Linked DNA regions of Homo sapiens: all the other regions are linked to region 4. The links are chromatin loops, found by intact Hi-C in ENCODE. Cell type or tissue: mammary epithelial cell. All regions are shown on one strand. Links, peaks and the distances in the headings refer to the core of each region. The heading gives the core; the rest is flanking DNA.

Region 1 (5,302 bases), core at 263-5,262, 520 kb after region 4:
AGGCTCACTCAAATATACAGCATTTGTTCTCAGACAGCCTGGAATATACGTTCAGCCTTTCTATAACGGCCTTTTCAACCCTTGGCGAGCCTCATAAATTTCAGCTCAAGTTCCACAACAGACAACTTGCTACTGAGATTTTTATTTCAAATTCCATAGAGGAAGGATGCGTTCGGTTCCGTTTATTTTTTAAAGCAGACACTCAAGTTGTAGTTTGCTGGAGAGCCTGCACTTTGGCTCCCCTTGGATCAGAGCCATCTTCCAAGTCACATGGCTCCTTTTTGTGAATTAGATACAGGTGCCGCCTCTAAATGTACATAGCTTCCGTAGGCGTCTGCTTGGAGAGCAGAGTATGGGCTGGATGGCATGGTCTCTTGTGCAGTGAACTACCTGTGCAACCATATGTAACAGCTCTGATGCTGGTCCAGCCATCTGGAGCTGAGAAGCAGCATCATAGGTAGAGCTGATGGCCTGTTCTGGTCATGGCAGGTGACACGGTAGAAAATATATATTATATTATCTCTTCTTCTCCATCACACCCACTCATCATGGGCAATGAGCAGCTGGTTCAATGAAGAGCATTTCTAATACAATGTGTTATTAAAAAGCTGTCTTTTTTCCTAGATATATAAAACCAGTAAGTGCCGTACGGTTAAACGTTGGACATATTAAAGGCTGTTCTTTAATCTGATACCACGTCATCCACAGGTTCGTCTGGAGTGGCCAACAGACCTTGCTGTCAATCCCATGGATAACTCCTTGTATGTTCTAGAGAACAATGTCATCCTTCGAATCACCGAGAACCACCAAGTCAGCATCATTGCGGGACGCCCCATGCACTGCCAAGTTCCTGGCATTGACTACTCACTCAGCAAACTAGCCATTCACTCTGCCCTGGAGTCAGCCAGTGCCATTGCCATTTCTCACACTGGGGTCCTCTACATCACTGAGACAGATGAGAAGAAGATTAACCGTCTACGCCAGGTAACAACCAACGGGGAGATCTGCCTTTTAGCTGGGGCAGCCTCGGACTGCGACTGCAAAAACGATGTCAATTGCAACTGCTATTCAGGAGATGATGCCTACGCGACTGATGCCATCTTGAATTCCCCATCATCCTTAGCTGTAGCTCCAGATGGTACCATTTACATTGCAGACCTTGGAAATATTCGGATCAGGGCGGTCAGCAAGAACAAGCCTGTTCTTAATGCCTTCAACCAGTATGAGGCTGCATCCCCCGGAGAGCAGGAGTTATATGTTTTCAACGCTGATGGCATCCACCAATACACTGTGAGCCTGGTGACAGGGGAGTACTTGTACAATTTCACATATAGTACTGACAATGATGTCACTGAATTGATTGACAATAATGGGAATTCCCTGAAGATCCGTCGGGACAGCAGTGGCATGCCCCGTCACCTGCTCATGCCTGACAACCAGATCATCACCCTCACCGTGGGCACCAATGGAGGCCTCAAAGTCGTGTCCACACAGAACCTGGAGCTTGGTCTCATGACCTATGATGGCAACACTGGGCTCCTGGCCACCAAGAGCGATGAAACAGGATGGACGACTTTCTATGAGTAAGTGGGTTTGTAAAGCATCTCTGAAGAGCCCTTCCCTTGCCCTAGCTGGCATTAGGACTGGGTCGCTTGTGTAGCTTTTTAAATTGCTTTGTCACGTTGTCTTTCTAACTTTAATGATGTCTTATGGCCTCAAGACATTCATGTCCCCTCTCCCTGACTCTGAAATGATTTGCTCTAATGGATCTCTGATATTGAGCATCCTCCCTACTAGAGTTGGGAATTCCTGTTGCCTGCTTGCCGTTCAAATTTCAGGATATTGGACATGCACAGCACCTGGGAGGTAAAATGTTGATTAACTTTGCTGATTATTCAAGTTTGCCATGGGTGCGGAAATTAGAATCTAAAAGGCAAGATCCCAGTGGGGTTCCTGTAATTTGCCAATAGGTCCAGCAACACACTTGATTGCACAGACAGGTAGATAAACTCTGAATTTCCTCCTTAGCAGAAGCAGATCGATACAGATAAAGCATTAGGTATATTAAAAGATGCGAGAGCTGGTCATATTTCCCCTAACAATTATCTCATACTTAATAGTCCTGACGCTTGTTTTGCAAAAAGCTGTTTTTCCTAGCTCCTGCAGGCAGTTCTTGGTCAAAGTGTCTGCTGCTGTAGGTACTAATGGTGGGATGCTGGTTGGAGGAAGTTACTAGGCATGATTCTCCCAGTGGCTGGCTGAGACTGGAGCAGAATTTATAAATATCTGGCTCTCCTAGGTGATGAAGGAGTGTGTTAACCCCTGTGTACTTGGAGTCCTTGCTTGTGTTTTGTCTGGATGCTGCTGCTAGCTCAGAATGTAGTTAAGTTAGGGAGAGTTGGCACAGCAAAAAAAAAAAAAAAAAAAAAAAAAGCGGGGGACAAGAGGGAGAACAGAAAACCTCATTGTTGATCATTCCTAAACCCGGCAATGTTTACTTCCTGTTTGTATGCCAATGGTCTTGGGAGAATGTAAAAGGAAGCTGTTGCCACCTGCTGGATATTTAGTGCATTGCAGAAGAATTGCTTCCCCTGGTTCTGACTTTCTTCTTTGGGCAACTCTTTCTCAAGCACCTTAACGATGCTTGAGATTTCTGAAGCATCTTAATACCCTTCAGGACACTGTAGTTTTGATCAAACTTTACCAGCCAGTGATTCTGCCCTCGAGGGTACCATCCGAGTGCTGTCCTTGGCTCTCATACCGAATTAGGCTGAAGCTATACACTCACCCAAACACCTCCGAGATTTTCATCTTCCTTTCTGACAGTTTCAACCAAAGACCTAATGCATTTCAGAAACAATTTGTTGGCTCTCCTGAAAGAGGGGGAAAAAACATCCCTCTCAGGGAGGCCAGCCTGAACTGGGCCTGGTTTACAGACTGTCATAAAGAAGCTTGGGTTCAAGTGCATCCACAGATCTGAACTCTAAAAGGGAAAGTATTTTCCAGAAAGTGTCCCTAGTTTAATGAAAACATAGGCATGACTCGTAATTGTGTTTTAAAATGTTCAGAAGTTACATTGAAACTGAATTTTTTTATCTTAATTTGATAAGCTGCCCTTTTTTTCATAATGTAGATAAATCCAGTGATCACAAATTCTCCATTGTGGGGTTCAAATGTATAGGGTTTTCTTTTCTACCTGAAAAGATGGTGAGTTCTTTTTGTTTTATGGCACTTTTGGCACATGATCAGCCAATTGGAAGACACACAGCCAACTTAAAAATCAGACATAACTTCACCTCCTGTCAGGGCAGTGTGGTCAAGACCAACACTGCATAGCCTTAGCCAAAACTTTAGAGAAAGGGTGATGAAGAAAACCACACAGAGGCTGTGAGGCTACTAGAAAAGTCTGTCCTGGTCGGGAGTGATGCCTCATGCCTGTAATTTCTGCACTTTGGGAGGCTAAGGCAGGAGGATCACTGGAGGCCAGCAGTTTGAGACCAGCCTGGCCAACATGGAAAAACCTCATCTCTACTGAAAATACAAAAGTTAGCCAAGTATGGTGGTGCATACTTATAGTCTCAGCTACTTAGGAGGCAAAGGCATGAAAATCACTTGAACTCAGGAGGTGGAGGTTGCAGTGAGTTGAGATCACGCAGCTGTACTCCAGCCTGGGCGACAGAGCAACACTCTGTCTCAAAAAAAAAAAAGAAAAAGAAAGAAAGAAAATGATTTGTCCTTCAGTGAGAGCTTCCTTAGGGGGATTCCTCTCTTCCCACTCTGTTACAGGGGGCAGAGTACAAATCCCCCTATAGGTGAGAAGAGTGGCCATATCTTTTTTTTCTGCATAGAACATGAGGTACAGAAGCCATTTATCTGCCGTGTTGTCACAGTGACTGTCTAAATATGGATTTGATTATCCCCATTTTATTGATAAAGAAACTGAGGCTCAGAGAATCGAAGTGACTCCCCTAAGACCACACAGGGAGTTGGTAGTGAAGCAGGACTGGAATCCAGATCTCCAAGCCCAGCGTTCTTTGCATTGCACACTAGCGTTGTAAAGCAGGGCTATGAATGGAATTTGTAACTCCACCTTCAGACTCCACATGGGAACTGTCCCTGAATTTTTGGGAAGATGTAACTCAATAAGACCAGCCTATCAATGACTCTGGAAGCAGGAGAGAGAAAGGGGTAGGAAAAAATAACACTATCGAATCTTCCTGGACCCATTTTATGATCAGCCAGTTCCAGAAACTTCCAGGACATCCAACCGTGGAATTAAGATTTCCCCAGATGCAGGCCACTGGGTCTTGATAGAAGAAGTATCCTGATTTAGTTTCATCCCTGAGGGAACTCAGGTTTTCACAGTCTTCCCCAAAAGGCAGCATCTTATACCAGAAAGCTCCTAGGTCTTAGGACCAGGATGACAGGGGTGTGGAGTCCATCTCTGCCACATGCTTACTGATTGACGTTGGACACGTTATTTAACCTCTCTGAGCCTCAATGTCTCATCTGTTACATGGGGATAAAAATGCAAATTAACAACAGGAGCCCTGTGCTAATCCACTGAGATAATACATTTTTAGAAATTAGCAAAGCGCTTGGCATATAGAAGTTTAACTCAGAGTATAGGCTAATGGGATTTGAGAGGAATTATTAAGCACACCTCTGTCTCCTTCCTACCCCTCAGGTTTCACTCAACTAACTGTAGAGTGGATACAAGAGTCAGACAGATAGAGACTTATTTTGGAAAAGCAGAATTGAAGAATGCAGCTTGCACATTAGGTCTTTTTAATACCTCACTTTGCATTTCTCCTGCTCTCTTCCCACCTCCCAGTGCTGCCTGCTGGTCTCTCATCCCCTGCAGGAGCAGAGTCTGCCTTAGCAAACTTCGGGCTCAGAGGGGCAGAAAAACACATCACCCTTAAAAAGAGGCCCTCCAGAAGACAGAAATGATAAAGAGCCTCTTTAGTCATGTTCAACTCCTTCTCCCAATCCAGCAACTGGGGAAGGGGCAAATGTCAGATCAAAGGAAAAGATGGAAGTTGACTTCCCATGGTGTGGGGTTCAAGAGTGATTTTACAGAATAAGCTGCCATGCAATTCATGAAGGCTGGAATGGGCCCCTTTAAAAGTTGCCTCTCTCTCCTCTTTGTCCTGGGAAGTGAAGAGCTGGGCAGAAATAGAGCTGATACAGAATGCCTTTTGGAAACCCTATCATGCCTGCTAAGTTCCCAGACTAGGGAAGATGCATCTGTATTCCTGAAAAGAACAGTACTGTCCTTAAAATTACACTCTCTACTCCC
Region 2 (5,302 bases), core at 106-5,105, 110 kb before region 4:
AATCAAATAATAAAATTTTTATTTTAATTATAGTCAGCCCTTTGTATCTTTGAGTTCTACCTTTATGGATTCAACCAACCATAGATTGACAATACTGAAAATAAGAATAATAAAAAAGCAGGCCAGGCACGGTGGCTCACCCTGTAATTCCAGCATTTTGGGAGGCCAAGGCGGGTGGATCACTTGAGTTTAGGGGTTTGAGACCAGCCTGGGCAACATGGCGAAACCGCATCTCTACAAAAAATAAAGAAATAAGCTGGGCATGGTGACATACACCTGTAGTCCCAGTACTCGGGAGGCTGAGGTCACAAGATTGCTTGAGCCCAGAAGGTCAAGGTTGCAGTGAGCACCACTACACTCCAGCCTGGGTGACAGAGCGAGACTGTCTCAAACAAAACAAAACAAAAAAATACAAAGTAAGAGTACGATAATAAAAATAATACAAATAAAAAAACAGGTGATATAACAACTATTTACATAGCATTTACATTATATTAGGTATTACAAGTAATCTAGAGATGATTTAAAGTATATGGGAGGAAGTATGTAGGTTATACGCAAATACTGCACCAGTTTATTTGAGGGACTTGAGCATCTGTGGATTTTGGCATCTATGGGGGTCCTGGAACCAAGCCCCACAGATACGGAGGGACTACTGTAGTAATAAACATGAAAGGCTGGTCAGTTAACTGTTCCTCTGACAATATGCATGTTAAATGATTTCAATGTATAACTGTAATTTCTCTTTTAATTTGGGACATATCCTCCTTCCTTTAATCTTTGGTTCCCTGAGGATGGTAGCAGACTGTTCATTTCTGTCTCACTCTCCCTTTCCTTCTCCAGGGTGTCCTGTTGAATCCACTCCTATGTCTTATGTGCAAACTCATAATACCCAGGATAGTTTATTATATTTATTCTTGAATAAGAAAATATTTTAGGGAAAGAGGTAATTTAAAAAATGGAACGTACTTGCCAATGAGCAAATGTATTCTATTAGTAGAGAATTATAACCACCTTATAACAATCACAGTATCCCTCATTTCCAAAGCGTTCTGGAATGAGTAATAATCAATACCAGAGTAAAGAAAGAATTTTTCTTCAATTTAGTTAGATGATTTTTATTCACAAAAATATCTAAGTTGTTGAAAAAATAGACCTTTGACTTTTAACTTGGGTTTATTTTTCAATTTGGAAAGTGCATGTAAGTTTGTTAATGTTAATTAGTAATTGTTGGGCTCTGAGGGGGTGCAGCATCTTCAGTCTGAGCTTATTACAGTGTAAAATATGGATTGCCTTTACCCTAATGGCCTCTGAATCCTATTACCATCCCATTAGAGAGTGTGGGATTTTAGTAATTCTGTTGTTGTTTCCAGTGGGCAGTGAATATAATGGGGAAGGGCAGGGGTTAATGCAATTCATCTCTTTTAATACTTGTAACTCCAACTCCCTTATCACTCACTGAGGTTTCATTGGGTTTTTCCCCTTTCTTTCTATATCTTTAAGGCCCAATATATTTCTCTATGCTTCTCCCAGCCAGAATAGTTTGGGGAGTATTTCGATGATTCTTGGGTTTAAATAGAATTTTCAATATTAGCCTTTCATAAACTGAAGATAAACAAATAAGGTAGTATGTCCGCTTGTTGTGAAACAGCCTGTCACTCAGAAAGGTTTTCAGTGACTGTCATTGTGCCAAGAATAGTATTGAAATGGCTCTTCATTCAAGATCATTTATAAGGCCTTTTGGAAGGAGAAGCATGATACCAGTGGGTCGGATCAATGCACACTAGTGTTCTGGGTATAATGTTTCCATGTGTTCCTGGAGACAGCTGTGTCCTGGGTGCTGGTGGTGCTAGAGAGAAGAATTGGAAAAGATTTCAAAGTGATAGAAATTAGATTCCTTTAAAGAGAAGTTTATGAGCAATAGTTAATTCCCTACATCTCCAACATGCTCAGTAGATGTTCATGTCTGATTATGTATCCGTGGTTTTATTCATGAAATTTGTTTTTAGCTAATACAGCTTTTTTCGGAATAAATACGAACATCAGATTACTTCTCAGTATGTCAAAACAAATTAGTTTCCCACAGTGATGCAGTGAAAGGTGTAACTATTTTCCCTTTTTATATGTCAGAAAGCATTACTGGGACTGGGAAATTCCTCTTTTTCCCCCCTTAGCCCGTGAGCCATGTGGTTTGCAAAGGTCTGCTTTAATTCACAAGCATGTTCACCTAGAGCTCCAGCACCTCCCTCTGCTGCCATTAGTGGGAATCACATGCTGAGATCCAAAGAGGCAACCACACTCAGAAAAGACTGGGAATGGCAGGAGGTGATCAGACCATTTCAATCTGTTGAAAGTGAGTGATATTCCCAGGGCTCACTGTTCACCTTCTCAGAGAATTAAGTTTCCATATGTTTCATCATAAATGACATGAACGTGCAACATAACTGCAATATGCAAATGTCCACTGGATAACGTAATAGAAAACTGGATTGGAGAGGAATTCTCCTTGTCTCCGTATTCAAAATATCTTGATTGTCCACCTGGTTATGGCTAATAGGCTAAGCCTGGTGACAGTGCTTAGGTCTATATATAATAGTAGTTTGTGTATCTGCATTGAATATTCGTGCATCACATTTCTCCTTAATTTGAGGTATCACTTATATTTCTACACAGACTGTGAGAGCATTTCTTTCTCTCCATCAATGGGTGTATTGTGTGAAATTCATTTTAGAATGTAATTATGTAGTGACCAATACAATTAGCTTTCATCCAAATGAATTGATATGAATAAGCATTGTTAAGGGATATTGTTTTCTTTTGATACTTAGTTACTTAGTTACAGACTACTTTTTAAATCCATTTCTGTTCCCACAATCACTTGGGAAGCTAAAACAAAACAACAACAAAAGAAATAAAATCTACTGTAAGTATATACTGAAGTAATAATCTTTTAAAAACAGCACATATACAAAAGACCATTAGCAGAAAATTACTGAACTCATGGAAATGACATGTAGATAGAACCTATGTAGAATTACTGGTTTGCAAAGGACAATATGAGGGATTCTGGTTACTCAACAAGTGGAATGTGGCTTTCTGTTTTTCATTTATGATTGGAACCCATTTAATTCATCTTGTCTGTTTATTCTTGGAACTTCCCTTCAGATCTCCAAGAAATATAAAAATCAGATGACAGGCCAGGCATGGTGGCTCACGCCTATAATCCCAGCATTTTGAGAGGCTGAGGTGGGCGGATCCCTTAAGGTCAGGAGTTCGAGACCAGCCTGGGCAACATGGCAAAACCCTGTGTCTACTAAAAATACGAAAAATTAGCTGGGTCTATTGGCACACACCTATAATCCCAGCTACTTGGGATGCTGAGGCATGAGAATCACTTGTACATGGGAGGTGGAGGTTGCAGTGAACTGAGATTGTGCCATTGCATGCCAGCCTGGGCGACAGAGGGAGGCTGTCTCAAAAAAAAAAAAAAAATTAATGATACTTAGGTTTCCATTAGAGAATGATATATTTACCATTGTCACAAAGCCACACAACCTTTCATGTGTTGTCTCTGTTCAGTGTTCCCTTAATGCATGATACACAAATTATTTAACAATAGTTGAATATTATCAAACTAGTAGTAAAGAAATTGGACTCTGCATAACACTAATAGTTTTATTTTTTAAACATGTGTCAGAATTCAAATATAAGTGTGAACTGTGTAGAGCACACAGGAATGCTGAGTGCCACATTTTGTACCATATTGCATCCAATGCTTTTGTGGAAATATTCCCCAATAAGTTTATGATAGCAATAGAAATTAGCATATTTTAAAAATATATATTTTAAACTATAAAAGTAGAATTGCTCTTTCAGAAAATTTGGAAAATTTAGAAAAAAAATTGAAGAGAATAAAAATTATTCATAATCCCATCCAAGTTTGTTTGTTTGTTTGTTTTTAACCCACTTAAACAGGTGAATATTTAAAAAATAAAGATTGTTTCTTGCATTCATTCTTATACAGTGGAAATTCTCTTATGCATTAAATAGCACTCAAAAACTTTACATTAATGTTCTATCAATGTGTATGCCTTACAAATTCCATGATACTTAAAAATAACTTTCTTTAACATTTTATTTATAAAACTATAATAATATATTTATTTAAAAGAATTTGGAAACAATATACAAACAAAAGTAAAATTATTTTGAAATGCTACCGTGAAAAGGTAAAAGCTTGAATAATTTGATGTATCATTTTACCATCTTTGTCTATGTAATAAGTAATAATAGTAATTACTTTGTTTGATTTATATTTTAGTTATTCTACAGTTTTATGCTTATCTCTTGATTTACTTACCACTGAATTCTCTGCTTGATTACATTTTTCTTAAAAAAGTCAGATTGCAATATTTTTAGGATATAAGAAACTTCTGCTTGTTGTATTCATAGCCAATATTTTTTCCAAATAGTGTTTTTTGTTTTTCATATGAAAATCAGTTTTGTTTTCATATGAAGATATTTCAAATCTTGATGTAGTAAGGTCTAAGGTCTTCTTCTACTATTTCAGATATCTTGAATTGTTTCTCAGCTTTAAAAAAAATCCCCATTATAAGGTTCAATAAATGCGTACTATATTTTCTCCTAGCAATTAAAAAATAATGTTATAATGACATTAACTTGCTAAGTTACTTTAGAAATGCATGTATGTATGTGTGTGTGTGACATGAGGATCTAGTTTCTTAAATGGTTAATCCATTACTAGATATTTGCACTGTTACTATACTGTTTTGTTATTGCAAGTTTATAGTAAGCTTAATGTAATAGAAGAACCACTCCTTTTTATTTTTTTTCTCCCAGGCATGTCTTGCTTAACTTTCATCTTGATTATTCAGTTGTATCTGTATGTGTATGTAGAAAAGCAGAAAAATGGTGCCATGCCTCAGTAGTATTTTTTTCCTCTTTAACTTGAGTCTCTTTAATTTGGTAAGGTATTTTTTTAGTCTCATTTTTGTTTCTTTGCTCTCCAATAAAACATGTTTTCCATTTTGAATATGTGGGTTTTGTGTTTTGACCCACTTCTCTTAGATTTGTCTTAATCAGGCATTTCTTCCTGGAATTGTACTTTAAATACCTATGTATTTGCATACAATGATGTAAGAAATTTCTCCCACATCTACTTTCTTCTCTTCTTGAGAAAACAATGCATATCTGTTAACAAAATGTTCATGATATTCATCTATCATGGGCCAAGTTCATCTTTTGAAATGTAACTGCACAAAGTACAATGCTGATCTAATAT
Region 3 (5,302 bases), core at 113-5,112, 350 kb after region 4:
AGTAGCAGAATAAGAAATAGGGCTCTCATTAGTCAGGAAACTCATTTACTTCACAGCTCCCTGGGGTCTTTATCCTAAGGACACTTTAGTCCCTCCCCACCGGCCAGAGAGAGCATCTCGTTTTCTTACTCAAGTGAGAGAGAAAGAATGGCTGATTAAAAAAAAAAAAAAGTGCCAACAAAAACCTATTTCAGACGCTCCCAAAAAACAAGAGAAGGTGGTTATACCCCAGATATAATTCTCACTTATTTACTTAATGTTCAGTTCAACAACAGAAAATATGCCCAAACTTGAGTTTCATTTTTGTTGCATTGCTTCTTTTGGAAGGACAGGTCTCATGTTCAGCAGATTTGGCTTTTCCCCTTCTCCACCTCCATCTCACTTTCTTATTTTTCTTCTCACTCCTGGGAGTTGTCTGAGAAGTTACTGGTGTACTCTGACCCTAACCCTTTCCACCTCATCTGTAGTTTTCTTATTTTCAGGATACTTTTAAAAAATAAAAATAAAAAGATGCCATGGAACCCAAAACAAAGAAAAAGGTGGGAAGGGGAGGCAAGAGGGAAGGCATCCTTGGAAACAGAGGAAACACAGTTGCAGGGATGTCTCTTCCTGTTCAGTAACATTAGGGGATTGTTTGCTTCCTTTTCTCCCAAAGCTGATGGTTGCAATATGTTCTGCACCTTACAGTGGCAAGATTGAGTGCTATAAGAGCAGAGCAGTTTTGACAAGAGTTTGAGATGGGATGTTGGGGAGGTTGTCATCTTTGCCTGATGGGACCCACCACTCCTTCCATAGACGTGAAATCAAAGCTTTGTTAGGCCTGGGTTCCAGCGGCACCTGCAGTACCTGCCAGTGTCTGTCTTAAGACCCTCCTTGAAAGAACCGCACCTCCAGTGCAGCTGCAGCTGGCCCAAGGCGAGCTTCAATAACCCAATAGTATCATTTTTTTAAAAAATTATTTTAAAATAGCTAATTCCTTGGCTCCCTTCACCTGGTAATTACAAATCAGAAGCTATCGTTATCTTGAAGCCACCATGATTAGTTCTCATTTCCTGACCTCTGTATAGTGAAAATATGTCATTATTTGAGGCAATGGAATCTGGTCTCTTCAAGTGAGTGACCTACATATAACGGACAAACTGCAGGAGAAAATTAGGTGTTACCTTGATGGAAAGTGTACAGTAAATGTCACTTACTCTTATTACTATTTATCATCTCAAGAAGTTGTAACAGTGGGCCTTTCACTTTAGAGGAAAGAAAACATGGTTCTAAGATGGAGAAGAGTGTAAGTGAAAAGCAGACACACCCACACACACACGGACACCTTGCCACCTTCATCTGTGGCCATCAATCTGAGCTGTATTGTTTGAAGATAGGTTTTTAACCTTAATAGAATGCAGTCTGACTTTACGTGGTGGTAGGCATGCAGAATTAATTGCTGTGTGAACAATTTCCTAAGCATTGTTAATTGTGTTCCCTGCAGATAATTGTTTCTCCCATCCCCACATCAGACTCCAAACGTCTCCCTGTCAACAGCCCTTTCTCTCCTGCGGTGGTAGGAATGTAGCAACAGTGTCAACCTGTGTCCAGTGGAAATGCCAGACATCGTTTGGATGAGAGACATGCAGGGGAATAAATTCCTTACTTATTCTCAAAGGAAGCATCTCTTAGATAAGGGCTTTGAAAGAATACAGGTGTTTAGGGTTTGCTTTTCATTCCACTCAGTAGAAAAAACTCACCAAGAACCATCAGGGATAGGGTTGTGTTAAGTTTGCTAAACTCATGGTGGGGAGTTGACACAGGCAGGATGACAAGGAAGACCAGAAGTTTGTTTGGAGGCCTGGGGTGCCCATGGGAGTCAAGACTTCTTCAGACGTGCTCAGTTCCTTAGCAAAGAACAGGCAGTATTTCAGAACTCTGTTTCATTCCATACTCTGCTAAAGTGAGAGCGACAGAGACAGAAAGAATAGTAATGTTTTCAGAAAAGGACCCCATTCCACCATCAACCCCCCAAGCTTTTTCTACAATGTGCTGAAAGGTATCCACTCATCATGAAGAGGAGTGGAAAGGAAAAATATTCTAAAAGTTTGAAATAGTTAGGGAGGTGGGCCAGTACCACTATAGATGCTGCTGGCTGCACTGATAGTTCAGAGCAGGTACCAGCAAACAGGTACCAGCAAACAGGTACTATTCGGGTAGCCTCCTTTGAAGCTGATTTACTTGTGAGTGTATAGTTTGGGGAAACAATCCTTGTCAATGCCCCTAGACTAACAGTCTAAAAGCAACTGTGTCCAGAGTGTAGAAAAGGATGGATGTGGTAGAGCAGCACTCTTTACAGTGATTCGAAAGGGCCATTTTCCCCTCCATGGTGGCACCGTTTGGAAGATCTGGGCTGTGTTTTCTCCTCCCTCCTCCGCTCACTGTAAGGGATCCTCTCCCCCTGAGACTGTGAGCAGCAGCGCCAGAAGGGGAGACCTAACCACCCAGGTCTCTGCTTTCTGTATTTAGCTAATCCCTGTGGCCTGGGGCAAGCCATTTTTGACGCAGCTTCCTCAAAAGGCAATCGCTTGGAAAAGGGCACCTGGCCCTCCCCCTTGACATTTGCATTGCTGAATTATCTATTCATATTTTCATTACTTTGTCTCTCCTGCAGCAATGCATCTGCTCGGACTCAATTGGCAACTCCAGCCTGCAGATGGGCACACCTTTAACAATGGGATAAGGACCGGCTTACCAGGAAACGATGATGTGGCAACAATGCCATCTGGAGGCAAAGGTGAGGTTACAGCTGCTGCTTGCCCTCTTGAGGTCACAGGAAAATTCTGAGCTCTCGCCAGCTGGTTCAGGTTTTCTAATCCAAATCTTGGAAGGTATGCCAAAAGAAAAAGAAACGGGGGGAAAAATCATTGCCTTTCATAGGTGCCCCCATTAAAAGCTGTTTGCTGTTCCTGTCTGTTAGCTGTGTTTGGCTGGATCACTCAGAGCTGGCACAGTGCCTGCTCAGAGCAATGTGCATACCTATGCTATCTGCAGCAACTGGCATGGTCCAGAGCTACTTGAAAGCATCCCAGGGCCTGTGCAGAAACAGCAGCCACAGCAGCAGCTGGAGTGGCAGCAGCAGCAGCAGCAGCAGCAGGAGAAAGTCCTGCCTAATCAGAAGGCAGAGAGCAGCAGGCAGCACATGCCATCAGACTGGGTCCCTCTCCCAGGAGACATGCAGCCTCCCTGGGGAGGAAGCTGCCTGGCTTGGCATGAAAGAGAAAGGCTCAGAGCTGCTGTGCTTTGGGGGAGAATAGAAAGGAGTTTTGACAACTCGGCAACAAAGCTTCTCTTCTCAGAACAGTGAAGGGGACAATAGAAATGTTTATTGAAGCAATCAGGCAACTGTATCCTTGAAGGGAAAAAAAAAGGTGCTAACAAGGTGCTAAGAAGGAGGAGAGAAAACAGAACCATAGGGTGGGGGTGGGGGAGACTGGAGCAATTAAGACAGAGCAGCCAATGGAATGGTTAGCCAGGCTGGCACGCAGTGAGATATGCTTAATTCGGGATGGAAATCGCAAGGGAGAGATTGTATTAAAGGATTTCTCCAACATGCAAATTTCCATTCTGCCTTTTAGCATCTATAGCCACTTCACCCCCACATTTCGGAAACACCCTACAGGGATATTTCAAAGAAGGGAAAGGAAGCAGCATTTATTAGGCACCTATTGCATGCCAGGCTTAGCATTGTATAACTTTAACAACTTTAAAGGAAGGAAAAATCTCTCTGAGAAACTCAGGACCAGAAGGTATAGAAACTTACTCAAATAGGTACAAATTTGGACTCAGAGTTGTGCCCTGTGCATCTTTGGGCAGGAGGTTGGAGCTTTCCTTCAAGCAGTCATTTTCCACAAAGAAGATTCCAGAATTCATCTGCCCCCAGAGGTGCACATTAGTCATCCTGAGATGCTAATGCTGCTTCAATTATCCTCCCCAGAGCTGTCCTAATGCTTTGAGGATGACTTTTTTGTCTTTTTATCCAGTCTTTAAGAATCGCTGTACTCATCTGTCATAATCATAACACTAAATTACCTTTAAGTAAGCATGAAAAAGTTTTATCTGAGGATGAAATTATATGCTTTCCATAATCGGGTAAGTTAAACTAGACCTAAAACTGAAAAGTATATTTTGCCTTAACTGACCATGTTCTGCCTTAACTGACCAAAAAGCCCAGAGCCAAATGTATTGACCTCAGATTTGAAACCTGGTCACCTCCAGTACTTGACACTGTCTGCTCCTTCAGTTTTATCTAGGGCAATGGTTCTTAGTCATAGCATTTTTGCACCCCTAGAGGACATTTGGCAATGTCTAAAGACTATTTTGATTGTCACAGTTGGAAGGGGCATGGCAGGCATCTAGTGGATAGGGGTCAGAGATGCTGTTAAACAACCTATAATACACAGGACAGCCCCCTGTGATGAAGAATTATCTCCTTTCAAGATGACAATAGTGCTGCCCTTGGAAACTCCACTTTATGGGGTCTCCGTCACGTTTTATCCATAAATGTCCTTTAATCTACAAGTCAGCACCTCATCCCTTCAGAAGAATGCATAACACACATGTGAAATGAATATGCATATTCTATCATTGGGCACAGAGAAATTGTTTATATGTGTATACATTCTGAAATTATATGCCAATGCTTTTCGAGTAGTGTCCTTCATAAATGGGAATTAGTGATCTCTACTGGCCTCCGTAAATTAAGGTCAAGATCAAGCACTCCTCCCATTTGTGATAAGCCTCTATTTCTACCTCTGCTCCCCACCAGCTTTTGCATCCCACACCCATAGAACAAATCTTAAGAGTACAAGAGTATGCGTCTCTAAATTAACAAATGAAGAAACACTTTCCATTGTGTCTTTGGAAAGACCAGAATTTTTCCCCTCCTGTGCAACATGCTTTTGAAAATGTTGTTGTAGAAGTCATATAACATTACTAGTTCAGATATTTTCCAAATAAGTTATGTGACAGACAAAATGTTATTTTGTTTTTTTGTTTTGTTTTGTTTGAGACAGAGTCTCACTCTGTCACCTAGGCTGGAGTGCAGTGATGCAATCTCGGCTCACTGCAACCTCCACCTCCCCGGTTCAAGCAATTCTCCTGCCTCAGCCTCCAGAGTGGCTGGGACTACAGGCATGTGCCACCACGCCTGGCTAATTTTTTGTATTTTAGTGGAGACGGAGTTTCACCATGTTGCCCAGGCTGGTTGCAAACTCCTGAGCTCAGGCAATCCTCCCATCTCGGCCCCCCAAAGTGCTGGGAT
Region 4 (5,302 bases), core at 192-5,191:
ACCTAACTTGGGAAAACAAGCGTCTACACTCTCTATCTGAGGCCGTCAACCAGGCCCTGCACAGTTTAGCCCTGCCATTCCATGGCCTCTGCGCATGCTTCCTCTTCCTTCCAGCCCTTACCCTCCTCCAGTTTCTCACACTTGCCTGGTTCTTGCCTGTCTTTAGATGCCAATAGCACCACAGTCATCCCTGTTGTGACAACCAAAAATGCCTCTGGATGGTGCTGAATGACCTCTCAAGGGTAAAACCCCTGTCTGCCTGAGAAAGGCTGCTCCATCTGGAACACTGTCCCCCATGACACCCGCTCCTTGTTTGAAGCTCAGCAGGCACTTCCCTTCCATAGAAGGCCCTCCTTGGCTCCCACTTTTAGAAATAGTTCCTCCGATTTGAACCTTTCATTCTATATTTCACTTTTCCTTATAAGGACTTATTTCGAATTGTAATCACGTATGCATCCTGTGTTCATTAGTTTAATATCTGTTGACTAGATTATAAGCTCCCTGAAGCCATGCTAATTTGTTCACTGCTTTATTTTCAGCATTTATCACAGTGCCTGGCACATTGCAGTGGATTAATCCATATATTTTGAATGAAAGAGTTATCAATTTTTTTTTGAGATATAGTTTAGCTCTTGTTGCCTGGAGTGCAGTGGCACCATCTCGGCTCACTGCAACCTCTGCCCCCAGGTTCAAGCGATTCTCCTGCCTCAGCCTCCCTACTAGCTGGGATTACAGGCACCCGCCACCATGTCCAGCTAATTTTTGTATTTTTAGTAGAGACAGGGTTTCACCATGTTGGGCAGGCTGGTCTCGAACTCCTGACCTCAGGTGATCTGCCCGCCTCAACTTCCCAAAGTGCTTGGATTACAGGTGTGAGCCACTGCACCCAGCCAAGAGTTATCAATTTTAAGTCAAATTTATATTTCATAATCTTGTGGACCTACTATTCTATCACCATCCCTAGCTGTTATGCTTAGGTTATTTAACAAAGAAAAATAAGTCATCGGGAACTTGAAATATAATCGCCTGACAAGGTATCCCTCTAAGTGATTAAATTTCTGTTTTATTAGGGTTCAAACAAGTGCTCGGTATTTGCCTTTATTTTCCAAGAAAATAAATCTATCTCCAAATGCCACAGAGAGAAATTTATCTTTTCCTTTACTCATTGTATGCACTGATCTTGTGTTCAGATCTGATTACCCTTAACAGGCAGCCTCTATGTGCAGTAACTTGAGCTCTTTTCCTTAGTTTCTCCTTTACCAGTAACTCCCTGGTTGTTTTTACCTTCGTAACTACCTTTCCGGTCAAAGTACTGCATCTCTTTCTGTAAGATGATGGCTTCAGATCACCTTCTCATTTTTCTCACGTTTATTTTCAAATGTGTCTCCACACAAGCCCAGCCTGTCATAGACCATGTTTTACTGTTCTGAGTGACTTGACATTCCCTGACCAGACCATGCTGTCTGTCTCTCCATCAGGCTCCACACTGTTCCCTGTGCTAGAACACTGTCATCCATAATGGTCTCCTAAAAACAGCCCCTTAATCCCCAAGATTAACTGGATGTCTCCCCGACCCACCTACCCAGGTCCTGGTCTCCTGGGTGGCCACTGCACAGATATACTGTACTGCAGTTGCCTGTTTATTTGGTTTTCCCTTCCATTGCTTGAAAATGCATAGTGGGAAGAACAGAGAATGGCTTCCATAAATAGTTTTTCTGTGTGTGTGTGTGTTTTGTTTTGTTTTTTGTTTTTTTTTTTTTTTTTTTTTTGAGACATAATCTCGCTCTTTTGCCCCGGCTAGAGTGCAGTGGTGCGATCTCTGCTCACTGCCAGCTCCTCCTCCCGGATTCACGCCTTTCTCCTGCCTCAGCCTCCTGAGTAGCTGGGACTACAGGTGCCCGCCACCACGCCCAGCTAATTTTTGTATTTTTAGTAGAGGCGGGATTTCACCGTGTTAGCCAGGATGGTCTTGATCTCCTGACCTTGTGATCTGCCTGCCTCGGCCTCCCTGATTGCTGGGATTACAGGCGTGAGCCACCCTGCCCGGCCCCATAAGTACTTTTAAAAGAAATAATGAAGTTCCTTTTAAAGTGTAAACCCCTTAGAACTGAGAATTAATTCTACAGTTAGCTAGTTATAAAAGTCTAGAGAAAATGGAACATAAGACAGCCATATCTTTTGGCTTTGATTAGTAAAAAGAAATATATATGACTGTCACAGAAGATAGTCCTAAATGTGTAAGATGCTTCACAAAACAGAGATAAAGAGTATGTCCTGTCCTTAAAATTAAAATTTGGAAGGATTAATAGTGGCTCAACACACTAGAATGCTGCGTTAAGTAGTATGTGAAGTCTCATCCAAGCCCAATAAAATGAATAATTTGATCCATCAGCAAAGTGTGCTATGAATATCAAGCAGGGAAGGCCAGAGGTTTAGTGTCTAAAACTAAAGGGGTAAGTAAAGATGTAAAAGGAACACCCAAACGAAATCTCGGCTTATTTTACCTTATTTTTAAGTCAGAGAATTGTGTACTTGAAAAGACCTCTTTCCACATCCCCAAGTCTTACTTTACAGATGAATCACCTTACTTTCAGCTGAAGCAGCTAAGGTTCTCAGAATAAGTATGCTGAGCATGTCTCTGCTGTAGCCAGATAGAACTAGAACAATGCCCTGCCCTGCTGATTATCTTTGTAAGAATTCTGAACCCTGCTGAGTTTATGGGGCAACATTCCTATGGCCTGACTTGCAGCTTAAGTGGCTTCTGAATCGAACATCCCTCCTCCAGTGGTTGAGAGACACAGACTGGCACTTAGTAACAATGCAGCAATGATATATTTAGTATCAACCATGAGCCAGGCTTTTGCTGAACAGTTTACTATGCAGTAGGTTCCCCACAAGCCCCAACAATCCTATGTAGTAGAAAGTATTAGTTTCCCTAATATGCAAATGAGAAACCTGAGGCTTTAAAGATGAACTGACTTGGAAAAATCACATAGCTAGAAATGGAGAGAGCTGGACTTTGACCCAATCAGTCTGGCTCTGAATTCACTTCTGTAAATGCAATAATATATTGGGGTTCAGGGAAAATTTTTACATAGCACTTTTGAGGACATCTTGAGTTCTTCAGACCTCTTCACAGACATGCCATATCATAGAAACAGAAAAAAATTTGCAAAGACACTTAGTGTCTCTGAAAAGATAGAACAGGCTTAAAGAGTACCTGACTCAAAAAATTTACAAAATCCCACTGCTCCCTTGATAGAGAGATCAGATGGAACATGAAATAAAGTACTTCCTTTAAAGTCCTTTAAGAATTTAAATGTGAAGATAGAGGTCATACATGATATACATTAAGATGAAAGTAATTAAGAGCTAGCATTCTCTGGGGACCTGCTAAGTACTAGGGGTTGGGCCAAGTGTTTTACAAACATTATCACTCGAATCCCCACAACCCTTGGGCAGGGGCCTGCATGTTCAGGTTGTACACTGCAGAACTCCAAGGGGCACCATTCATTTAGACTAACATGCATGGTAGCTTTAGGTGGTGCAGTGGCCTGACCTATGAGATTGTTAAACGTTTAATGGTTAGTTCAGACTTCACATAGCCAGGAAGGGACTGAGCTGGGATTGGAACCCAGAACACTTTACTCACAGAGTCCTTGCTTCTCACTGCTCTTGGTACACCTATGCCCCTGTAAACATCCTCTCTCAGGGTAGAGAATCAGGCTAATTTAATCAGCATGGCCATGCTTTTCTGGGTTATATGAAATTATTCTCTGTAAGAATCTCAAAGCCAGCAGTTAATGATTTGGTACCATTATCAGTTGATTGTGGATATCACAATTCGGTCCATCTTGAAGTGGTATGTTTTGATAAACTGATTCCATTTAAATGTGTATCGATTCTATGTTCAGTACCATTATCCTTCCTTTTAGTATAACGTGCACTGAAAAAATAAAATTGCGTTCAGAAATAATACTTAGTTCAGCCCCAGTACACACAGTTGTTATATTTCTTAAAAAAAAAAAAAAAAAAAAAAAAGCTAGCAAGTTTTTGGGGAACTCCAGGGAAAACAATATGTGAATTAATTTTCGTTTCAAAAGAACAGCAGGAATTATTCAGGTAAAAATATTTATGTTAATATGCTACAACTGCCACATTTCATCTGTGTGACCACTAGTGCTTTCTAAACAGCTGCTAGAAAAATGTACACAAGAAATGTGTGAGGTCTATGGAAAATGTAATTTTTGTATTCTAGCTATTACATTTTTTCCCAGTCATTACATCTCCCCCAACTCTTGCAGGATGTGGGTTTTTTGCATAAGTTGCAAATTCACAGTTAAATGAGGCACCTTTTGGACTTGGCTAAATATGTATGAACATGAAGTTATGAATCTATGAACTGGTTTGAAAGGTAGAACCATGTGATGTTGGCATTATCGTCATGTTGGGTTTTGGGTGTTTGTTTTTTTTTTTTACATCAGTTTAAAATTACTTTGCATGAAATTAGCATAGAGTAGCAATTACTCATTCTTACTCTGTATACCTTCTCACGTTCCAGTGAGAAGAAGAAAACAACATAGGTTCGTGACATGTAATATTTGAGACCATTGACTTTGCTTCTCACTAACTGCATGTGATAATTTGGGCAGGTCACTGAAGCTCTGGTTCTGTGTCTTACTTGAAAAATAGGAAGGATAATAAGCCCTCACCTCATAGATTGTTCTAAGGGTTCATTAAATAGATACATACATACAATGTTTGGCAAAGTGCCTGATTCCTAGTTAGTGGAACTCTAAATTGTAGTTGTTATTACTGTATTGTATTATTCTCTGGTCTGCATTGGGAAAGGATCTGCCTGCATTGCTGTATAAGTATTTTGTTATTTTAATGATAGTTTCTAACTTTTCAGGTGACCTTTCCTTATTGATATTTATGTTCATGTTGTGATAAACTGGAACTATACTAAAAGTAAATATGTCTCTTTAAATGTTATTTTCTATCAGTTCCTTCTAGAGAATATTTGTTTTGGCAAGTAGAGGTATATCCTGCTTTAATCAACCCATCAGGCTTATTCAATTCAAGGAATTTTCAACCATTTTGAAGATTGCAAAAGCTATTGAGAACTATAAAATGTGTTCCCTGCCTTTGAAAAGATCTGGAAAAGGATTATTGACATCTTTTTATACAGAAGAGGAAACACTCTGAAACGCCAAAGAAAGGTTTACATCAAATATAATAACTGATGACATGCTGATTTAAGCATTTAATGAGCAAATCCTATTAACTCTGCCCACCCATT
Region 5 (5,302 bases), core at 259-5,258, 54 kb before region 4:
AAGCCATTGTTTCTTATCATTCTTGTGAAGTATAATACAAGCATCATAGCAGAGCTTAAAAGACTTAAGAGAGAAAGAAAAAGTGTAGTAGAATTGTAAAAGGATTGGACATACAGAATTCTTCAGTGGAGGAAATGCAATGCTTGGCTTAACTCAGTGAACTCAGAGAAGAAATTAAGGACTAATCTTGATATCATTTGCATGTGCATGCTAAGTTTCTGCATAGACACCAAGCCCCCCTTAGCATGTTTGTGTGGATATAGTATGTGAGAAAGGGGAACAGTGCAGGGATCATGTCTTCTTTGGACGAGGGTGTTGGAAATTGCCCCTACATGTAAATCACAGGACACAGCAATGCCACAGTGCTCAGCGGATGTTCCCACCGCTCACTGCAAAGGGGATGTGACTTTGTAATGACACCACAGCAGAAAGCTTCTCTCAAACAGCCTGCCCTGGAATTATTGTTAAATCATCTATGTATTAATTACAGCTCCTGGGTTTTCTAACAGTTTTATAGAGGTATATTTTGTATGTCATAAAATTGTCCATCTGAGGGTAGAATTCAATGATTTTTGGTAACTTTACTGAAATGCCATAACCACAAATCAGTTTTAGAACATTTTTGTCCCCCCAGTAAGATCCTTCATGACCATTTATAGTTAATCTTCATTCCCACACCCCGCCCTAGGCAATGACTAATCTGTTTCCTGTCTCTATAAATTTGCCGTTTCTGGAATTTGCCGTTTCTGGATATTTCCTACCAGTGGAATCATGCAGTATGCGGTCGCTTGTGTCTAGATTATTTCACTTGGTGTAATCTTTTTTGTGGTTTAAACATGATGTAGCCTGCGTCAGTGGTTCATTTTTTTTCCACTGCTGAATAATATTCCAACTGCTTCTGTTAAAAATAAAAAAGGCTATAAATAAATGAATATTTATTTATACCTCTATAAAAACTGAAGGGTAACACATTTCCAGTGAAGACTAAGATCCAGATTCAGAGTCAAGTTTTGTTCTCTGGATCACACAGGAACACTTGCCTGATTACACTTTCTTTCTCATTCATTTGTTCATCTTGTGAAGAAAACAAGTCAATGTTGGCTTCCCTACATCACTTAGAAATAATAATTTCACAATAGATTATTCGAACCCTAAATGGTGGAAATATAAAAGCAATTTCTGGCCAACTGTGGTTAAAAAACAAAGTTCTAGGCATTCATTTGGAGGGTGCTATGATGCAAATACGTGTTAAGTAATGCAATTGAGTTAAAAATTATCATAGTATTGAGATGAGTCATAGGAATCTGAAAATAAGTAGGAGCTTCATTACTTTTAATATTTGGAAGTAAATTAATTCAGTATCGCATAGTTTTGCTGATTTCATTTTTTTCATATTCTAATATTGTATCAGAAGGATTGCTGCAATATTTACATATTGTCTTTGCTGCATGCAATATAGTTACCCTCTCAAATTATCCACCTGGATCCATTTATTTTCATAATGGGCTTCTTTGGAAGTTGAGTTGTGGAATGTCATAAATGTTCAGGGAAAGCATGCCACTGTGGACTCAGAAATTACATTAAAAAAGCTTCCAGTACACATGTTGAATAAAAATGGGTCCTATAAAGTTTATTAACTAAGCAAATTAAACAAACTTGGTAATAGGTGTTTCACATGAAATTCCTGAAGCAGCATAAATGTGCTTTGCAACCTGAGTCCCTTGTTATTCTCACATAACATGTGGCTTTTTCTCTTTTCCCAATTTCTCTTCTAAGTGTAGCAAATGTTTCTTTCTTTCCCTGGGATGAGAGAAGTCCTTCCAAGGATGGTGTGGATTTCAAGACTCAAGCAATTCCAGAGTGTTGAAAAAGAGTCAGTAGGTGGATTTGTAATGACAAAACAATAATAGTAAAGGTGGTGACATGCACTCAGTAAATGGTAGCTACTATTTTGTATCAGGCACTCTGCTACAGACATTACGAGGCTGGAATAAGATAAACGCCTCATGACATAGCTTCTACCATTGTTCCCATATGGCAGATGAACAAACTGAGGCTCAAAGAGGTCAAGTAACTTGTCCAAAATCACAAAACTGAGTGTCAGAGCCAGGACTTAAGTCTAGCTCTGTGTAATCTTACAGCCCAGGTTCTTAACAATCATACTAAACTGTCTTTCAAAATGACAGGCACAAGACCTGTCCCTTTCACTCCTGCTGGTACTCAGTGACGTACAGTCATGCATCTTTCAACATCAAGAATATGTTCTGAGAAATGTGTCATTTGGTGATTTCATCATTGTGGGAATATGCGAGTGTACTTACATGTATCCAGCTGGTATAGCCTACTACACACCTAGGCTGTATGGGATAGCCTAGGCTGCACACCTGTACAGCATGTTATTATGTTATTGTACTGAATACTGGAGGCAATTGAAACACAATGGGAAGTATTTCTGTATCTGAACACAGAAAAGGTACAGTAAAAATATAGTATTATAATTTCATGGGATTACTGTCATACATGGGGTCTGAAGTTGACTGAAGCATTATTATGTGGTGCATGACTGTACACTAACAAGTCAAGTGACCTCTTAGGACTTAGTCTATTAATCTAAAGGATGAGAAGTACATTCTAACATCAGGTGTCTTTTCTCGAGCACAATCAAATTTTCATTTTCCCAATCTCTTATAATGACTCATGACCGGGTGAAGGAGGAATCAGTGCAAATTGCTTGTTGGGATGGAAACAGGTGCTAGAAGTGAGGAAAAAGCAATGTTCAAACGCAAAGGAAGGGTGGAGGAGGAAAGGTGTGGAGTTGCCACAGGGACTCATAGCAAGCAAAAATAAAATCCAGTTTGGAAATCCACCAGAAAATCCCCCTCAATCTCGGAGGCTTCTTTCGTGTTCTTTACAGGAAACACTTGTGTGTTCCTTTCCCTTTGTCAGGGACATATAATTTAGAAAGCAGAGAATTTGTTCTTTCTAGTTTTTCCTTTTTTTTTTTTTTCAGTAAACATGAAGGATTAAAGGGAAATAGACAACAGCACTTTTAAAGGATGCTTTTTCGTAAGACTTTCAGTGGATGTTATCCAGTAAATAAGAGTTTCACAGTATGCTATCAATGTTAGTTTGGAGAAGGAAAGGTCAAAAAGTCAAACCTTGATATCTTTATCTTTTCACAAAGGTTATTTCTGAAGGAGCTATATGTAAAAGGAAAAACAAAAGGCAAATATATACACACACCTATATATGTATATGTAATGCATATATTACAACATAGTTCTTCCAATCCTAATTATATGCCTAATGCTGGGCTTGAGTGTCTATTACTTTTTAAACTACACTTGTGCTATTATTTTTCTTATAATAAAATGAGAATAAATATGGAATTCTCTCCAGGTCCCCAGATTGCTGTCACAGCCAGCTTAGTTCACTTTATATTACCCACCTAGCTCCAGTACACACCTGAATTTGTGTCTCTTGCTCCAACACAACATATATATATACACACACACATATATATGTGCATATATATGTTTTTATATATATATGTTGTTTTCATATATATATATGTTGTTTTCATATATATATATATGTTGTTTTCATATATATATATATATATATATATATATATGTTGTTTTCTTATATATATGAAAAACAACAAAAATCCTTTCCTGTGTCACTCCAGGTAATGGGTTTCACTGTGTAACTATTCTTTTCTGCAAAAGGTTTGTGTTATTATCCTTGGGTATTATTTTCTGATGGTATCAGTGAAATGGGTCATTATTGAAGCACTGGCTTACTTATGAAAGATGTTATTAAATACTGTGGAAATACGGTTATTTCCATTAAAATACCAAAAGGAAAGAGAAATATAAAAATATAAGAGGTAGTTCTGAGGAAACCAAGCTGAACCTCGGAATATGAGACAATTGGTACTAAAAGGTGTTGTTGGGACTAATTTTTTCTTGGTGGCGATCCTGCTTTGCTTCAGTTGGACAAACGCTACGGGGCAAGAGACACAAATTCAGCTAGGCAGGTAATATCAATGCGTGAACCAGACTGGCTGTGATAGCAACCCGGGGACATAGGGAGAATTCCATATGTCCCCCCATCTTATCAAATGAAAAATAATAGCACAAGTACAGTTTTAAAAGTCATAGACATTCAACCCCAGCATTAGGCGTATAATTGGGAGTGGAAAGACTACGGCAAGCCAGATGGCTCATGAAAAGGACGCAGCTATAATTCAACTCAAGCCAATTGCTCCTTCCATCTTTTCTGAAAGTTTGGGTCAAATTCTAAAGCAGGATAACAGTTGTTCGCAGTTGAAAGGAGAGAACGCAGCAATTGAAAAGCCATTAAATACCCGGATAGGTTTTGGAGATGTGGGACAATTCCTCTACCTTGTTTATTTCTTGTAGGTAATTTGGAACTCTCATGGGTTCCAGGAGTTGAGGCGTGATAATACCAAAGATGGGACTTTAAATGACTCTGATGATGCTATGTAAGGTGGCTTGGAATAAGGAAACCAGTCCTAAGACATTACGGTAGAAGTAGACTGCAGAAGAGACATAAATATAGGTATTAGCACAATAGCATTGGAAACGACCAGACAGAGGGAAGGCTGGTGGAGTTGATGGATCCACGGTGGGGTTAAAGATCCAAGAAAATAGCCATTGACAGAGACTGTTGAGAACGATGACTCCACTGACAAAGCAGGACCATAAGAAAACGAGGATGGCCGGGCGCAGTGGCTCAAGCCTGTAAATCCCAGAACTTTGGGAGGCTGAGGCAGGTGCATCACCTGAGGTCGGGAGTTCGAGATAAGCCTGACCAACATGGTGAAACCCCGTCTCTACTAAAAATACAAAAATTAGCCGGGCGTGGTGGTGAGTGCCTGTAGTCCCACCTACTCGAGAGGCTGAGGCAGGAGAATCACTTGAACCCGGGAGGCAGAGGTTGCAGTGAGCCGAGATCGCGCCATTGCTCTCCAGCCCGGGCAACAGAGAGAGACTTAGTCTCAAAAAAAAAGAAAAGGAGGATGTTGCGAAGGGAAGGTGCTGAATTCATTCAGCATTTACTGAATTATTTCACAAGGGGCAAACATTCTCAAGGAACAGGGAAATTAATAATGCACGACTGCCCTGGAGGTGCCCCATGATCTGACCCCCATCTGTAGGAGGTGCTTGTAAGTTCAGTTTTAGATAGTTTGAGCTCAAGACACTGGCAGAACCCTTCCCAATTTAGAAACTTTGGCCTTGTCTTGACTTTCCCTCTCACTTATCTCCTACGTTCAAT
Region 6 (5,302 bases), core at 138-5,137, 60 kb after region 4:
ATGCAGTGTTTGGTTTTCTGTTCCTGTGTTAGTTTGCTGAGAATGATGGTTTCCAGCTACATCCATGTCCCTGCAAGGGACATGAACTCATTCTTTTTTATGACTGCATAATATTCCATGGTGTATATGTGCCACATTTTCTTTATCCAGTCTATCATCGATGGGCATTTGGGTTGGTTGCAAGTCTTTGCTATTGTGAATAGTGCTGCAATAAACATACGTGTGCATGTGTCTTTATAGCAGAATGATTTATAATCCTTTGGGTATATGCCCAGTAATGGGATTGCTGGGTCAAATAGTATTTCTGGTTCTAGATCCTTGAGAAATCACCACACTGTCTTCCACAATGGTTGAACTAATTTACACTCCCACCAACAGTGTAAAAGCGTTCCTGTTTCTCCACATCCTTTCCAGCATCTGGTGTTTCCTGACATTTTAATGATCACCATTCTAAGTGGCATGAGATGGTATCTCATTGTGGTTTTGATTTGCATTTCTCTAATCTCATATACCCTTTCTTTTGCTTCAGAAAGAGAACAAGGGGTTTCACATTAGAAGAATTCTTTGTTGGAACAATTTTAATATTCTGAAGTCTTTTTCTTAGAGCATTCAAGTATGCCTTGGTTACCCTGTGGCATGGACAAATGCCCTTCCACCTCAGCCACAGTTTGCCTTCATGCATCTGTCAATACATAAGTGCAAAGTGATGTAGAATCTACCAGAGTTTGCACTGTGGGGTTGTCTTTTATACTTTCCTTTTTAAAGTAATCCTGAAAATCTCTTAGGAAATTGATGGAGGGTGGGTTCATAAAACCTCACAGTGTCAGAGTTGGAAGGCAGTCTAAATTGCATGTGGTCCCTATAGTGTCATTATGATGACCAAGAAATCAGTTCCCAGGGAGGCTGAGATTTGTCCCAGTTTACCATGATGGTGACTGTGCTGCATATTTTCTGTTTGTCCTTCACATTCTTTCATTCCATCAATATCTTGCTCTCTGCCTTGGAAGCTGACCCTATAGACTGGATCTGTGGGTGCTCTATCCTCTAGCTGATTGGCTCAATGGGAAGAGATCGAAGATCAGAAGATAGAAGGTGGAAGAGAGAGAGGCAGGGGCACTTCCTACCAGCTTGGAAGAGAGAGAGGCAGGAGCACTTCCTACCAGCTTCCTCCTTGTCATTGTGCTATAGCAGGCTGTTTTTCTGTATCTGAGACAGACATTCCCAGGTAGCCCTCTCCATACAGTCTTCTCTTTCTGGATTCTTCTAATCACTTCCACTTTTTTTTAGCTCTAGATCATTGCATGTTAGCTTTTATAAGCACTTGCTGGTTGTTAGGACTCACATTCTGTACATGGAAACATTTATTAGGACTCTGGTTCTGTAAGTGAAAAAATTCGCTGATTTTCTCGAGCCATGCACACTGACATAACTTCTGATTTCCAGAAACCTTGACCACAACTGTTTAAATAGTCCCCTTATTAAACTCTCTCATATTGCCAGGTTTGGGTGTCATCTGCTTTCATGCTAGGACCTTGATTGATACAGAAACAGCTAAAGCTAAAACTATAGCCCAGCTAGTTCTCTGTCTCCTTAACCCTATTCTATTTGCTTTTCCACCATACTGCTTTTACTATGGATACCTTGATACTTTGAATAAATAATAATTGTTTCATAAACACACAATTTTGATAGTAGATAACAGTAGCATGCAGTGGTTAAAAACATAGACTCAACATCTTGGGTTCAAATCCCAGTTCTGACACATACTAGATTACTTAACTAGCAAGTTGCTTAGGGTTCAAATCCCAGTTCTGACACATACTAGATTACTTGGGTTCAAATCCCAGTTCTGACACTAGATTACTTAACTAGCAAGTTGCTTAACTTCTCTGTGTCTCAGTATCCTCTTTCATAACAATAAGGCTATTGTGGAGATTAAATCATATCAGTTCCTTCAAAGAACTTAGCACATATGAGGGTGTTAAATGTTCATAAGTGCTCAGCACATGGTAAGTGCTCCATAAATGTTAGCTTTTATGAGTGTTGGCTGTTTGTTAGGACTCACATTCTGTACATGGAAACATTTATCAGGACTCTGATTTTGTAAGTGGAAAAATTTTCAGATTTTCTCAAGCCTTGCACGCTGTCATAAAATTTCATGAGGATAAAGTCATCAGTTCCCAGGAACACTGAAGAGTTACAGGGGAAGTGGGGAGGTGCAGGTAAGTGGGGGTATATATGAGTCACCAGAGGGACGTGAGGAGAGATGGGAAAGGAATGTAGACAACATCATGATGGACAAGCCTGGATGTGCCAGGAAGCTCTAATCCACCTGGGAGGGCTGTGAATCAGCCCCCTTCCAGCAGGGTAGGTGTCCAGTTTCTGGCTGGTTGACCTGGGAGGAGGCCATGGAAGCTGTTGCCCCATCAATCTATTGTTGAGAGATACAGCCATGAGCCTGGATGTTCCTACAACAATAATTATGCAAGAGCTAGTTTACAAAGGTGCTGACAAACCCCACCTGGAGACAGTATTTCTTTAGCTCCGAAGTGTGAAATAAGGTGTGATTTTTTAAAAAAACATAGATTCTGTTTTTCAGATATTGATTCTTTCTTTTGCATATTTGATAAATATTCAGAAATGTGAAATTGATTATACTTGAGCATGGTCTTACTTGAGCTTACTAGAGCGGTGGCTGTACTTAAGCTCTACATCTCTGGGTAGTCACTGTAGGTATTTGGAGAGAGGAGCTAAATTTCTGAACTGACTTATTTAAGTGGAATGCTATGCCCAGCTCTTCACTGGTTAAAACTCCGCATGGTACATTTTATCCTCAATGGCTTTGCTCCTGGTCTTCCTAAGGGTGCAATAAATTGTGGCTTCTCTTACCTAGAACCAGTTTCTTCTCTTCTATCATTAAATAGGGCACTGTCACATGCCTTTGAAAGAAAGAGAAATTAAGTCATCCCATCTTTTGTTGTTCAGGATGGTGACACTTTCTGTTATTACTTTAGGTCAGGCAAGGAAAGAATTTAATACACTGTTGGAAGGCATTGGACATAGGAGGAAGTGCATGGTGCTCTGTGGCCTCTGTGAGTTAGACTTAGGCCCTAACATCCAATTGCAGGCAATCGAGGCTTCTCCCACTTGTTCCCTTTCTCCTTGTTTTCTCTTTTGCCTTTATTAGAATTTTTATTGTTGGCCTGATTCTGATCATTGGTAATTGTCCCTAGAGTGGACAGCCAGTTTGATTTAGGTGGACTTGTAAATAGGTAAGTGTCAACAACAGGTTCCACAAGCAGCTGCCTTGTTATTGTTGTTGTTGCTGTTGTTGTTTTGAGACAGAGTCTCACTCTGCCACCCAGGCTAGAGTGCAATGGCATGATCTCGGCTCACTGCAACCTCTGCCTCCCAAGTTCAAGTGATTCTCCTGCCTCAGCCTCCTGAGGAGCAGGGATTACAGGCGCGTGCCACGATGCCTGGCTAATTTTTGTATTTTTAGTAGAGACGGGTCACCATGTTAGTCAGGCTGGTCTCGAACTCCTGACCTCAGGTGATCCGCCCACCTTGGCCTCCCAAAGTGCTGGGATTACAGGGGTGAGCCACCGCACCTGGCCTTACTGTTCTGTTCATGTCCTGCTGCAATGTCCATGTCCTTGCCCAACAAGTGACCCACTAAATGTCTCTGTGGCGGAAATGTCCAGGTCTACGGGTGACTAAGATAGTGAGTGAATGCCTTCTCCTATCTAAACTTTCTGCTTTTCCTCTTCTGTCTTTTGTAAAAATGAATCCTACTCTGAGCAAGCTGTTTAAAAATAAAGATCATCCTCTGTCTCATCCACCATCTTCACTGTCAGTTTCCTCTCCCCTGCTTATTTTCTTACTTTTACTTTTGTTTTTTGTTTTGAGTTTCTAACATGCTATGTAATTATTGATTATGTGATTGTCTGTTTGCCTCTACCCATTAACATATAAGCTCAACCAGGGCAGGAAACGTGTTTGTGTTATTCACTGATCTACCCCATCAACCCAGAATGCCGTCTGATACATGGTAGGCAGAATAAACGAGGAAACAAGTGTCCCAAAGAGGCCACTCCAAGAAATTCTTCAACCTCTAAAAAAGACCCAATATTATATTTCTCCACATGGAGAAATATGGACTGCTATTAGAAAAAAAAAATCATCCTAAAATCATGTTCTATCAAAATACCAAATATTAAAAGGGAAAATATCAAAAGGGAAGTTTTGCTTTCTAACTGGTCATTGTTTTAGTTTTGAATTATTAAGTTGAAAGCATAAAAAGAAAACCATCAAGTAGCACTTACACAGACCCACAAATGGCTCTGCAGACCATGGATTGAGGACCACAGGCCTAATGAGAAGTCACAGAATTCATCCCCAGGCCCTCCAAGGGAACTGGAATTTCTCACTTCACTCCCCAAGCTTCTGAGCAGCTGTACAGAGCTCTTGTGGCCTTGCCATTCCTCCTTCCATAGACACATTCAGCAATTATCATGTATCTGCTGAGCCAGAGATAGAAGCACAGAGGTAGTGCCAGAAGGGCCACTTCCAGCAATATCGCTGATTGAAAAAGTTTCCTCAACTTTGAATCATCAATAAGCTTCAACCAACGAGCTAGGAGTGCCATTGGAACCAGCGCCTCAGCTAGAAAGAATTAAGTACATGCAGAAGCGCTGCCTGACTTGGGGCTAGGTTGAGAAACACATAGTTCTTGATTCTCAGATGGCTCTTTGGAAGAAAAATCAAAGTGAAGTGACTAATTTTTAGTCTCTTTCTCTCTCCTCTCTCTCTCTCTCATGCATACATGCATATAAACACACACGTGCACGTGCATGGATACGCAGCTCTAAGGTTTTCTACAAGTGAGCTAAGAATATCCCTGGCTCCTTAGGAGGACAAAAGATCCCCTCCTGCACATCCCCAAAGACCTTTGTTTCACTCTTAGGTGTGGGAGAACTTATTTATGTCTAATCTTCTGCTTTTCAACTGCGTAAAGCATCAAAGCTTCTTTATCAGGTAGACTAAACTACATTAAGGATCAAAAAGAACACATAATATTTGTGATGGCCAATCATATTCTAGAGAGATGCTTCCCTCCCTTCCTCTCGTTATTTTCGTCTATTTCTCTTGCCCATGTGAAAACCTGGGTGATTTAAGCAGGTGCTCCAGTCTGCAGTGCTCTGGTTGTCAGTTGGCAATGGTGAGGTTAGGCATGAAAAGCCAATTTTAGATATTCTCCTGGTATTGATCTCTGCTTATCAGAAAGGCTTTTGCTGTGCCA

Evidence for each region. Peaks named below come from ENCODE experiments on the same cell type or tissue, not always from the same donor. Only the 100,000 strongest peaks of a DNase experiment are listed, where the experiment ranks them.
Region 1: it touches region 4 in a loop (5-fold over the local background); 2 of 110 quality-filtered maps call a loop at or near these places.
Region 2: it touches region 4 in a loop (3-fold over the local background); 4 of 110 quality-filtered maps call a loop at or near these places.
Region 3: it touches region 4 in a loop (3-fold over the local background); 2 of 110 quality-filtered maps call a loop at or near these places.
Region 5: it touches region 4 in a loop (8-fold over the local background); 5 of 110 quality-filtered maps call a loop at or near these places.
Region 6: it touches region 4 in a loop (14-fold over the local background); 3 of 110 quality-filtered maps call a loop at or near these places.

Annotation. Positions count from the first base shown.
Region 1 is chr5:168,217,417-168,222,718 of GRCh38, forward strand. It overlaps TENM2 (teneurin transmembrane protein 2), which reads left to right. Exons shown (of 31, transcript NM_001395460.1): 25 at 709-1,583. Among named protein-coding and RNA genes, the nearest start is that of TENM2-AS1, 12 kb to the right of the region's middle. In mammary epithelial cell, for the core only: a CTCF peak has its summit at 2,556 (motif pointing left); a DNase peak (open chromatin) is centred at 2,545.
Region 2 is chr5:167,585,724-167,591,025 of GRCh38, forward strand. All of the region lies in intron 4 of TENM2 (teneurin transmembrane protein 2), which reads left to right. Among named protein-coding and RNA genes, the nearest start is that of TENM2-AS4, 72 kb to the right of the region's middle. In mammary epithelial cell, for the core only: a CTCF peak has its summit at 2,256 (motif pointing left); no DNase peak of the experiment used is centred there.
Region 3 is chr5:168,044,774-168,050,075 of GRCh38, forward strand. It overlaps TENM2 (teneurin transmembrane protein 2), which reads left to right. Exons shown (of 31, transcript NM_001395460.1): 8 at 2,654-2,776. Among named protein-coding and RNA genes, the nearest start is that of TENM2-AS3, 94 kb to the left of the region's middle. RefSeq lists an enhancer at 2,956-3,713. In mammary epithelial cell, for the core only: a CTCF peak has its summit at 2,776 (motif pointing left); no DNase peak of the experiment used is centred there.
Region 4 is chr5:167,696,933-167,702,234 of GRCh38, forward strand. All of the region lies in intron 4 of TENM2 (teneurin transmembrane protein 2), which reads left to right. Among named protein-coding and RNA genes, the nearest start is that of TENM2-AS4, 39 kb to the left of the region's middle. RefSeq lists enhancers at 1,245-1,951, 2,657-3,362. In mammary epithelial cell, for the core only: no CTCF peak of the experiment used is centred there; a DNase peak (open chromatin) is centred at 2,729; H3K27ac peaks cover 3,642 bases.
Region 5 is chr5:167,642,597-167,647,898 of GRCh38, forward strand. All of the region lies in intron 4 of TENM2 (teneurin transmembrane protein 2), which reads left to right. Among named protein-coding and RNA genes, the nearest start is that of TENM2-AS4, 15 kb to the right of the region's middle. In mammary epithelial cell, for the core only: no CTCF peak of the experiment used is centred there; DNase peaks (open chromatin) are centred at 745 and 2,275; H3K27ac peaks cover 2,446 bases.
Region 6 is chr5:167,757,334-167,762,635 of GRCh38, forward strand. The region is part of intron 4 of TENM2 (teneurin transmembrane protein 2); the gene reads left to right. Among named protein-coding and RNA genes, the nearest start is that of TENM2-AS4, 100 kb to the left of the region's middle. In mammary epithelial cell, for the core only: no CTCF peak of the experiment used is centred there; a DNase peak (open chromatin) is centred at 2,298; H3K27ac peaks cover 3,481 bases.